Regions from separate parts of the Homo sapiens genome. Here region 2 is linked to region 1. Evidence: chromatin contacts called from ENCODE Hi-C or POLR2A ChIA-PET data. All regions are on one chromosome and are shown on one strand. The core of a region is the stretch at or near the end of the contact, and the rest is flanking DNA. Distances in the headings are between cores, read along the strand shown.

Region 1 (5,836 bases), core at 1,250-3,749:
AACTTGCTCACAGTCTCGCCAAGTCCTAAGGGACAGCACTGACATTCACGCTTCTGTCCCCAGGCCCATCACAAAACATAAATCTGTGATTCCTCTAAAACTCTTCTTTATATTTAATCATTAATTCAGAAGTTAGTGAGTACTAAGCATTCATAGTATGTATTGCCATTAAAGGCAAGAGCTTAAAAATAAAATCTAGGCTGGGCACTGTGGCTTATACCTGTAACCCCAGCACCTTGGGAGGCCAAGGCAGGAGGATCACTTGAGCCTAGGAATTCAAGACCAGCCTGAGCAACAGCAAGATCCTGTTTCTACCAAAAAAAAAAAATTAAAATTAAATATATAGTTTATCTCTGTCCAACGTATCTGTCTGTTCACTAAGAAACATGAGTTTAGGAATCATCATAGATGATTGTTTTTAAAAACTCAATTATCATTGATGAAAACAGGACTTCAATTTGCTATTGGTTCATTTACCATCGATATTCTCTATAAAGATTTTTTTTTTCAGCAGCCATGTCCCAGGCTCAGATCCTAATAATGTCAGCACTGGATCTTGTGTGTGTGTTACCTTAACACACACACAAGATGTGTTATCTTAAGCCAGTGTGTTATCTTAAGCCAGTACGAGGCAATACACACAGAAAAAAATAATTTTGAGAATAGATCTGTTTGACAACACCTGACGTCTTTCCAGTGGGGGTTGCGGGGACGTAGGGAATAGCAGTGCAAGGTCTTTAAGATAGTGTCTAAAAATCTAAGCTGGGCTGGGCATGCTGGCTCATGCCTGTAATCTCAACATTTTGTTAAGCCAAGGCAGGTGGATCACAAGGTCAGGAGTTCGAGACCAGCCTGGCCAACATGGTGAAACCCCATCTCTACTAAAAATACAAAAATTAGCCAGGCATGGCAACACATGCCTGTAATCCCAGCTACTCAGGAGGCTGAGGCAGGAGAATTGCCTGAACCCGGAAGGTGGAGGTTGCAGTGAGCTGAGATCGAGCCATTGCACTCTAGCCTGGGCCACAGAGCAAGACTCATCTCAAAAAAAAAAAAAAAAAAGTCTAAGCTGAAGGCATATAACTGGTTCAGCTGTAGCTACTGGGCAAATAGTTCATTAAAAATGAACACATAATGTAAACCCCTTTAACTTCTAAACACTTGTGATTTTTTTTAGTGAACATTTTTCTGAGGGGAACTGTATAACCACAGGCTGATAACATCATTCAGTTTACAGAAACATCACCAATTCACAAGAATTCAGCCTCTAGGCTTGTTTAATTTACTTTATGAAAGCTTAAATTGCAGCATAATATATGTGCGTTTGGCCTATTTCAACTATTACTCTTTGTTTTATTGGAAAACATGTTTTACTCTTGCTTACTGATTTGTTCTTGCGTTGGGATCATCTCTCCTCCAGGAGAAAGCATTTCCAATTTTATTATGAAAGATTAACAGGAAAATAGAACTTCCTTCACAGACATTGATGTTCTAGGAATAACTTTACAAAAATATTTCTCTTCTCTGAAAACTAATATTTAAATAGGTGTAATCTGAAACTACCAGAAAAATTCAACAAACACCTCCAGCAAATAAATAGCTGAGTGTCTGTGATGTCCCTTTCCTGGGGAAGGGCAGTATAAAGATGAAAATCTTGTCTAGCTGGAAGGCCGTCACTAACAGGGCTGGGGCGCATAACCCTGTGGAGACATTTGTGCCCGGCCTTAAAGGGTGCGTAGGAGTTTGCCAAGTGGACGTGGAAGGAGGCATTTTAATAAGAGGAAAATAACATGATTGGAAGCGTGGAGGTGAGAAAGCATAGAAGCACTCAGAGTGAGGAGAGCTGGGGCTTGGGCCAGCCCACGTCAGCCCCTGCCTGCGGACCCAGCCTCTTGGAGCCAGGCTCACTCACCCTGCCTTTAAGACGGCCCTACCAGAGGCAGGAGAAGGATCCGCAGCCTCAGCTTTCTGTGGCGCAACCTGGCACTGAGTCACTCATACCAATCTCAGCGCCAGTGGCCAAGCCGCTGCTGCCGGAGGGCCTGTGTCACCCTCCCCCCGTTTCCCTGCCCTCTTCCCATCCTACCACCACCCAAGCTCCCTGGCTTCCTAACAGTGTGGCAGGGATCCTCCCAGGCCCCCATCCTCCTCCAGCCTGAGTTCTTCCTCCCTGCTGTCTTCCCAGTCTTCCCCACTAAGATCCCACCACCCTTCAGACCCGGGCTCACACCAGCTCCTGCTGGCCCCATGTGCCTCGCACCGAATACAGGAGGTCGCACACTGCATCCCCAGACACCAAGTACTGCCCTGCTTGACCACCTATGTTCCCCTGGGCCCACCAGCATGGACTCTCCTTCTGTTACCAGTCACTGCCTGATCCAGGCATGAGCTGCCTGTGTCCCCCGACATCATCCTCCTGGCACCATCCTCTGCTCTTCCTGGCCTTCTTCACTGGGAGCCTTCGGGATCATCCCTCCAGATCAAGTTCTTCCAGCCCCACCTCCCTCCCACCCTGTGCACCCAGGGAAATTCATCTCTTCTGGGTCCCAACCTTGGCCTCGGGAGAGCCCCAGATGCCCCCCTCTGTGTCTACCCCAGTTACTCAGTGTGGTCAGACTTGGGGGTTGTACAGTTTTCTGTCTCATGATTCATTTCCCCAGGCAAAAAGCTGGCTAATAATATCTGGGTGTGCGGGGGAGGTACCAGTGTGTTTCTGTGTTTGGAGGTGAATTTTTTTCTACTTTAGAATTTAATCACTTCTACTTTGAGCAGTTTTTAGCTGAGCTGACAGTAATATGCTCTGCATTGAGTATTTGTAGGGGGTGGAATTAGTCACCACAAATTTCAATTTTTGGACTTTCCTGATAACGCCACAAAGCTGAAAGGCTTCTAAAGCTTGAGCAAAGATTGGAAACTTGACCCCAGGGGTTGATGGTTGATCTTTATAAAAACGACCTTGTGGTCAGTTTGTTCTTTTATGCTTAAATTGTCAAGGTCCCTGTCCACCCCAGGAATTAATGTGGTGATGTGGAAAGAGCACTAGACAAAGGATTTCAAAACTGTCTTTGGGCCCTTGGCTCGTGGCCTTAGCTCTCTGACATTCTTTGCTTATAAAATGTACCCCCTGCCGGGGCGAAGTACAATCCTTACCCATTTTGCATGACTCAACATTTTATAATGGAAGCTTCTATTTTTGTCTGGCTAAATCTTTTTCAAATAAAAATATTTCTTGGTCTGTATATTTTTCATGTCTCAGACATTTTTATCAATACATAATGTCCTAGCTTTTCACATCTTGCAAATGGCACAGAATTGTGAAAGAATACAGCAAAAAGCTAGAAATATACCTGTGTATATAACATTGCTGGGGATTTTTATGTGTGGTTTCTTGTGGGTTCTAGTAAGCACGTTCATTTCATTACCTACAAACGCATAGAAAAATCCAACATAATCCCACACTGATGAGAAGAAGAGAGGGTTGTTTGTCAGGTGGGGTAGTTTCACTTGACTTGAAGGTCTCACCCCGCCCCTCGTCTTTACCATAGCATACGCTTCTAGATGCTTCTGCTGCATTGTCAACCAGACTCTACCAGAACTGTTTTTCAAAACATGTGTTCCTAGGATTTTACCTCCCTGCATTTTTTGCTATATCTATTAAGTAATGCATGTATATAATTAAAAATCAAATAGTCCTATAAGATGTATAATGAAAACCAGCAGTTTCCTATTCCAACCCTCCCAAAGATGAAGTCTGATGTTGCAGAGCCAATCACTTTCAGCGCAGCTAGATGTTTCTTCGGATAATCACCGCGCTATCTGTAACTAGTATGCACAGGCTGCTGTTTCTTGATTTACTGGGGTCATGATCTCATTCTCTTATTCCATTACCTTTACTTCTACTTCCTTGCTCCTCTCCATCTTCCTAAGATGGTCATACCCACATTTGAGATGCATGGTCCTGCTGACGTTGCTGTGACTATATACATTTTGTTGGCTGCTGATCAGAGTAGTACATCATGATTTTGTTTCATTTCTTGCACAACTTAATTGTTTTTCCTGGAATTATTTATTGCCTTCATTTATTTGCCTAGATTTATTTGTACCTATCAAAAATTTCGTATGTGCCAAAATTTTCGTATGTGCCATTAGATCTGCCGCATTCAGTATTACTTTTGGTATTATTTAAATATTAATTACCAGATAAGTATGTCAGTTCCATCCCAACCTGCCCTCCCTTCCCGCAGAGGCCCTCTCCTCTTTCCACCCAGAGCTCTTTAAGCTCCATCGCAGCCTGCCCTCCCTTCCCCCAGAGGCCCTCTCCTCTTTCCACCCAGAGCTCTTTAAGCTCTATCCCAGCCTGCCCTCCCTTCCCCCAGAGGCCCTCTCCTCTTTCCACCAAGAAAGCTCCTGCTCCTAGTATATCTGGGTTCATTACTCTAAACACAGCTTTACTGCAGCTTCCCTTTACTATGTTTCTCAGTTGGGTCCAGTTTTCTTAATCTCGGGGATGCTATTTCTTGATTTAATAACTCATTTTACTTCAAGATGTTCCTAAGTTGCCTCCTCATGAAAGGTGCATGGGAGGGAAATTTTTTTTGAGTCATTGAAGGTCTGAAAAGCTCAGTATTCTACTCTAACTTGATGGCTAGTTTGGTTCTCATATTCATGCTCATTCTCTCTCTCTCTCTCTCTCTCTCTCTCTCTCTCTCTCTCTCTCTCTCTCTCTCTCTCTCTCCTTGGATTGTCTCTTTATTCCTTTTATGAAATTTTACAATATGACTCGGTATGTGTGCTAAATATTTAGTGGATACTTTCAGGCTTAAAACTCCTGTCTTCTATTTCTGGGAATTCTTAACATTTTGTTTCTTTGATGATTTTACCACCATGTTCTGCTTCTTTTCTGGAATGCTTTTAGTGGTCAGATACTTGAACCTCTAGATTCATCCTTTCTATGCGCTTCGCTGTTTTTTCCTCCCTCAATTGCCATCTTTTGAACATTTTTTCTCTGGAAGAGTTCCTCAATTTGTATTCCAGCCACTCTGTTGAATCTTCTCTTTTTCAGCCTTTCTTTCTTCTTTTTATATAACATCTTGTTCTTGTTAGTGAATGGATGCAATATTACCTTAAAAGTCTAAAAATTATAGACATTGGTTTAAGCGTTTTCATTTATTCCCCGCTTTATCTCTATTTGCTCCAGATTCCTTTGTACTGTTTTGGTTGGTTTGGGCTCTCTTTTTCAGTCTGAAGGCTTTCCTCTGGTGACACTTGTCTGTCTTTCGTTTTAAGAGTGAGGCACTAAAGAGCTAATTGCAGCCGGACATGGTGGCTCACACCTGGAATCCCAGCACTTTGGGAAGCCAAGGTGGGTGGATCTCTTGAGCTCAGGAGTTCAAGACCAGCCTGGACAACATGGTGAAACCTGTCTCTACAAAAAAAAAATACAAAAATTAGCTGGGTGTGGGGGTGTACAGTCATAGTCCCAGCTATTTGAGAGGCTGAGGTGGGAGGATCGCTTGAGCCCCAGAGGCAGAGGTTGCAGGGTTGCTGTGAGCCAAGATTGTGCCACTGCGCTTCAGCCTGGGTGACAGAGTAAGACCCCATCTTTAAAAAAAAAAAGCGAAGAAAAGCTAATTGTAAGTGCTGTGCAATGAAGGAGGCTCATTGACCAGTGGACCTCGCTTGAGGATAATCAAATAGCAATAGAGGTTTTGCTGGAAAAATATTTGTTAGTGATTGTAGTTTTTTTCTCTCTGGAGTTTGTCCAGTTTTCCCACGGAAAAATTATCCAAACATCTGCTTTGGGGATGGGAGATGAAGTGTGGTAGGAGAGTGGAGC
Region 2 (5,836 bases), core at 2,388-4,887, 270 kb before region 1:
CTTCTCTAACCCAAGGCCTGACATTTAAGTTCAACAATTGCCAATTTTCTCAGCTTGTTCTTTGCTTCCCTTTAACTCCCTCTTCATTTAGCACACATACACATATGAGTGTACACACACACTCATATCAGAACACAGCTGGGGGAGTATACAGATTCACTGATAACCTGACTTCCAATTGAAAGAAGCAATCAAACCTAGAAATACACAATTACTTCACTAGTATTTGGCAAGGGCTCTTCAACACCTGACAAGTTCCGGTAATTCATCCATCCCACTAATTACATATATGTACCCCTTCCTGCTTCTTCTCTTCTGCTTCCTGGAGATAGTCTTTAAATGACACATTTTTTGCACAGCCTGATTTCCTCTGTTTTGAATTTATCCACACTACTTTTTTTGTTCCTGCATTCACAAAATAAAAATAGCTGTGTGGAGGGAGTATGCTGGCGCTTACTCTCTGGGATAGCCAGCTGTTCTAGGATTGCACTAGTGATCCATAAGATACATCCTTTCAGAAATAATCACAATGCCAGGCATACACTGTGCCTGCTCCCAGAACTTCCCCCATTCATGACGAAACTACCACGTCCAGTAGTACGCCCACTTTCTTTTCTCAGTTCCCACTTCCCTCTCATTGACAGTCAGAGCAAGAGCAGTGAACCGCAGAAGCAGATCTTGTGTCTTCACTTGCTTGTTTCCCAAGCTCAGCCTCTCTGTGTTGCCTTGCTCTGTTAGCCTCCAGTAGGTGTTGCGGCAAGTGAGAGCCATACCATCTGGCATGGCCAATCACCCAGTTCCTTGAGCAGTTGAAGGCAAATGCTGATTTTACATTATTTCGTAGAAAGTTGTATTTTGTTTGGGGACCTTAAAAACCCTGACCTTGTCATCCAGCACAGAGCTTCCTGCTTTAACACAAAGGCTGTTTGACATGAATGCCTTCCCATTGGATAAACAGAACCGTCAGGCAGAGCCATGCGGCTGGATGGAGGGGGCACTAGGCCTGGGTGTGCAGGGTGACCCGACAATAAGTCAGTTGTCGGTGTTAAGTCATGTGAGCCTCCAAGGCTTCAGTGTCTTCATCTCTACAATGAAGGAGTTTCATTAGATCCATGATTCTCAGCTGTTTCCGTTCCTTAGGACCCTCATCCATAGCAGTGTTTCCATAGGGTCTTGACTGTCCCTATGGGAATACATCTCAGTGGCCAGGAGAGGGAGAAAGGGCATGGCATTGGAAGTCCTTTTAAAAAAGTCCCTGAGCTCACGCCTGTAATCCCAGCACTTTGGGAGGCCGAGGTGGGTGGATCACGAGGTCAGGAGATCGAGACCATCCTGGCTAACATGGTGAAACCCCGTCTCTACTAAAAAATACAAAAAAATTAGCCGGGCGTGGTCGCGGGCGCCTGTAGTCCCAGCTACTAGGGAGGCTGAGGCAGGAGAATGTCATGAACCCAGGAGGCGGAGCTTGCAGTGAGCCGAGATCGCACCACTGCACTCCAGCCCGGGCGACAGAGCGAGACTCCATCCCAAAATAAATAAATAAATAAAAATAAAAAAATAAAAGAATGCGGCGTACGCGGTGGTTCACGCCTGTAATCCCAGCTCCCTGGGAGGCCGAGGCGGACGGATCACAAGGTGAGGAGATCGAGACCGTCCTGGCTAACACGGTGAAACCCCGTCTGTACTAAAAATACAAAAAATTAGCCGGGCATGGTGGTGGGCGCTTGTAGCCCCAGCTACTCGGGAGGCTGAGGCAGGAGAATGGTGTGAACCCGGGAGGTGGAGCTTGCAGTGAGACAAGATCGCACCACTGTACTCCAGCCTGGGCGACAGAGCGAGACTCTGTCTCAAAAAAAAAAAAAAAAAAAAAAAAGTCCCTGAGGTAATTTTTCTGTGCACTCCCAGGGGAGAGTGTTTCTTTTCTCTTGAGAATCACTGAAGTAGATCGTTCTAAGATCTCTGCTGTTCTTCAAATCATGTGCTGAAAGAGACAAGAGGTCATATAATTGTAGCAACTGAAACAAATATAAGGCTATTTTCTTTGGACCCAAACACTTATTTTAAAAATTGCAGAAGTCAAGTGACCAAGGCAAGTAGAATACACAAAAACATTTTAGGCCATCGTTGTCATTTTCTGAGTCTTAATCATAGTTAAATTTTTTCTAAAATTAAAATCAGCAGTGCGTTTCCTCCACCTCCGCCAGAACTTGCTCTAGAAATTAGGGGAAGCAGAATGTCCCCAGGAAGTCCTAAGAGAGAAGAAGCAGAGTAAGACATGGGTTTCCAGAGTTTAGAGTCTCACTATGTGATAGGTGAAAGCTGTGTTGTTGATGAGGATTTGCACAGCCTCCTCCCGGTTGCCTGCTACTGACCATCCCATTTCACTGTGGGCAGCTCCAGTGGGTAAGAGGGTTCTTCACAGTGTGGTGAGCTACTCCTTTCTAGCCTCCATCCATTTTTTGCTGTTCTTCTGGAAGCTATATAGGCTTGTCTATTGGACTTTATAGTCTTCAAATAATTGAAGATACTAAAATGACTATTATGTCTACCCTGCTCTGCTACACACATAAATCTTGTCCAGACAAATAGGTCTGTTTACCAGTACTTTCTCATCAGAAGTCATTTGAAGACACAGAAAGTAAAAACCACAAAGAAAAAAAAAACTATATTAAAGTGAAAGCTCAACAGTAACACCCCATAACCATAGCAAAACAAAACAAAACAAAACAAAACAAAACAAAAAAAAACCACAAACATCTCCCCAGGAAATAGAACTAATATGCAGGTCTTTAAAAGTTCAGTTTATCAATGAGAAAAAGATAAACCAACTCACGAGATAAATGGGCAGAGTACAGGAGCAGTCACAGAAGAGGAGACACGGCTGGCCAGTAAGCACAAAGAGAAATGAAATGGTTTTGATTCCCTTACACATCTTAGCCCCCTTCCTCTGTCTACATGGCCCGTAAAAGCCACAGAACTGAACAGTTTTCCAGTTCCCTCAGTGAGCCTGCTTTGTGCAGTGGTATGTTACTGTCAGAAGGGATCCTCTTCGAAGCTGTGGTATTTGAGAATGACTGCTCCTCCCACCGCTTTTCTGAGGGTGTTAGCAGGAGTGCAACAGAGCCTTACTTCAAGGCCCCCAGCGGGCTGGCTGGAACCCTGCTTCAGCTCCTCCAAGCACGTGCGGCCAAGTTCTGGGAGCCACGTCGATGTGGGTTGATGGGTCCCCTGAGACGCCCTCTCTGCTCAGAACACAGCCAGTAAGCCATGGGCAGATCACAACAAACAGCACCCTGCCTTCTGCTCCGCCTCCCTCCATCTACCACACTGCCAAGTTCCTAAGAAGCTTAGGGGAGAAGGAACTGCTGTGGTGCTTAGAATGCAGTGTCTTGCCTGAAAGTATTTTCTCAGTCTTTGAGAAAACAGTGGAACTGACTCATCTGGTCAGAGCTTTACAGAAATGTGATTGCAGATCTCTTGCAATTTCATTCTGCTTTAGTGTCAGAATTCATCCGACAACGTGCCAAAAAAAAAAAAAGTGTGTAAAATCACATACAGATTTAGATACTTCAAGAGGAAGTTATTTTTACCACAGTGGGGAAGAAACCAGAAAGTGCCGATTGGTGGAGAATGCCCGGCAGGGCTGAGGAAGGAGGGTGGGCACCTGAGCAACCTGGGCCTGGCCACACTCACCCCTGCAGCCTTGCCAGCCTGGCCCGGGGATTGTGGTGTGGTCACCTCTTAGCAGGTGGAGGGAGGAGTTCCTGTGTGGAAGATCTGCTTGAAGGAGGAAATGTTGATATAACCCCCGAGTGTGGAGCCAACTTCAGCAGTGCGGGGTTAACATGGGTTACTCTTGAAAATGTGTTGCGTGCTCTCCCAACAGTCCATAGAAGCAGCTCTCTAACAGCTGCATGGGACACAAAAGTAAAAATGGAGAAACGATTCCAGAAAACCACATAAATATAAAAACCAAATGGCGCAGTGTCTTTATTTTGTTTTGGCAGATAACAGGATTGAGGCCACCTTGTTTTCTTTGCTCATGCATTTCCCAACTCAAAAGGCTGTTCTTGTTTGCTTGTAGAGCAGAGATCCAAGGCCTGAGAGACCCTGAAATGTTTGTAGTTATATTCTTCATTCGTGCTGCGAGATAAAGAGTTTTCCCAGAAACTAAAGGGAGGGAACAGGAAATATTTGTTAAGATCCATAACCTCTGGCTTTTGTCTCCTCTTTTCACCTGGGCAAAGGATATCAGTGATAATATTTTGGGTCTCATAAGATGATGAATTGTTCAAATGTATTTGGAGAATACTTTATTCAAGCATCTTTGTCTTTCTTTCCTATTCCTTGTGGCTGAAGAGAGGCATGTGCTTTTTATGCAAGGGTCTTGAAATGTATGCAGTTACCATGGTGGCACTCTGTCTCTGACCCAAACTCTGTCATAGAGTGTATGTTTAGCCATGTTTTCAGGGGTGCTTCCTAGCGTGGTCAGGAGAAACTGCTAGAGCTGAATTTGGTTGCTGGGCAGGCTTCTATCTTTTTTTTTTTTTTTTAATAGATGCAGGGAGTATAAGTGCATGCTTTTTACATGGGTATATTGCATAATGGTGAGGTTTGGGTTCCTAGTGTACCCATTACCCAAATAGTGAACACTGTACACAAAAGGTAATTTTTCAATCATCAAGCCTTTTCTCCCTCCCTGCTTTTGAGAGTCCCCATTGTCTGTTATTTCCCTCTGTATGTCCATGTGTACCCATTGTTTAGCTCTCACTTCTAAGTGAGAATGTGTGGTATTTGAGTTTTTGTTTCTGAGTTACTTCACTTAGGACAATGGTCTTCAGCTCCATTCCTGTTGCTGCAAAAGACATCTGTATATAGACCACATTTTCTTTATCCAGTCATCTGTTGATGGACAGTTAGTTTCATTCCCTGACTTTGCTGTTGTGAATAGTGCTATGATAAACATACAAGGGCAGGTGTTTATTTGATAGAATGATTCTTTTCCTTCCCGTAGATACCCAGTAGTGGGATTGCTGGGTCGAATGGTAGTTCGATTTTTAGTTCTTTGAGAAATCTCCATACTGTTTTCCACAGAGGTTGTACTAATTTACATTCCCACTAACAGTGTGTACATGTTCCCATTTCTCCCCATCCTTGCCAACATCTGTTGTTTTTTGACTTTTTAATACTAGTCATTCTGACTGGTGTGAGATGGTATCTCATTGTGGTTTTAATTTGCATTTCTCTGATAATTAGTGATACTGAGCATTTTCTCCTTTGTATTTTTGTGGGCTGCTTGTATATCTTCTTTTGAAAAATGTCTGTTCATGTCCTTTGCCCACTTTTTAATAGGGTTATTTGCTTTTTTCTTGTTGAGTTATTTGAGTTCCTTGTATAGATTCTGGATATTAGTCCTTTGTGGGATGCATTTTTGCAAATATTTTCTCCCTTTCTGCAAGTTGTTTGTTTACTCTGTTGATTCTTTCTTTGCTGTACAGAAGCTCTTTAGTTTAATTAAGTCCCTTTTGTTTATTTTTGTTTTTGTTGCATTGCTTAGCCATATATTCTTTGCCCAGGCCAATGTTCAGAAGAGTTTTTCCTAGGTTTTCTTCTAGGATTCTTATAGTTTCAGGTTTTACCTTTAAGTCTTTAATTCATCTTGAGTTAACTTTTTATATGGTAAGAAAAGGGGTCCAGTTTCATTCTTCTGCATATGGCTGTCCAATTTTTCCAGCACCACTTATTGAATAGGGTATCCTTTCCCCATCGTATATTTTTGCCAACTTTGTTTATGATCAGTTGGTTGTAGGTAAGCGGCTTTATTTCTGGGTTCTCT

What was found. A loop is a pair of places that touch in the nucleus more often than their neighbours do. ChIA-PET counts read pairs that join two places held with the same protein, here RNA polymerase II (POLR2A). Pooled maps may share reads with other maps.
Region 2: a loop to region 1 is called in a map with no recorded cell type, with 12 times the contacts of the local background. The contact joins the enhancer-like site here to the promoter of UST-AS2 in region 1. A Hi-C loop is called at or near these places in 18 of 37 single-sample maps with no recorded cell type and 13 of 50 pooled maps. POLR2A ChIA-PET finds 5 or more read pairs at or near these places in 1 of 52 experiments (PC-3).

The regions. Positions count from the first base shown.
Region 1 is chr6:149,030,162-149,035,997 of GRCh38, forward strand. It overlaps UST-AS2 (UST antisense RNA 2), which reads right to left and starts at 2,500. Exons shown (of 2, transcript NR_134599.1): 1 at 2,364-2,500. All of the region lies in intron 7 of UST (uronyl 2-sulfotransferase), which reads left to right. RefSeq lists an enhancer at 2,904-3,093.
Region 2 is chr6:148,757,999-148,763,834 of GRCh38, forward strand. All of the region lies in intron 1 of UST (uronyl 2-sulfotransferase), which reads left to right. It overlaps LOC107986659 (a long non-coding RNA gene), which reads right to left. Exons shown (of 2, transcript XR_001744408.2): 1 at 2,834-5,836; 2 at 1-1,981. Among named protein-coding and RNA genes, the nearest start is that of UST, 14 kb to the left of the region's middle. RefSeq lists enhancers at 2,720-3,470, 3,724-3,863. Within about 2 kb of position 3,638, at least 32 of the 41 ENCODE cell types and tissues checked have a DNase peak (open chromatin) inside an H3K27ac peak, as active enhancers do.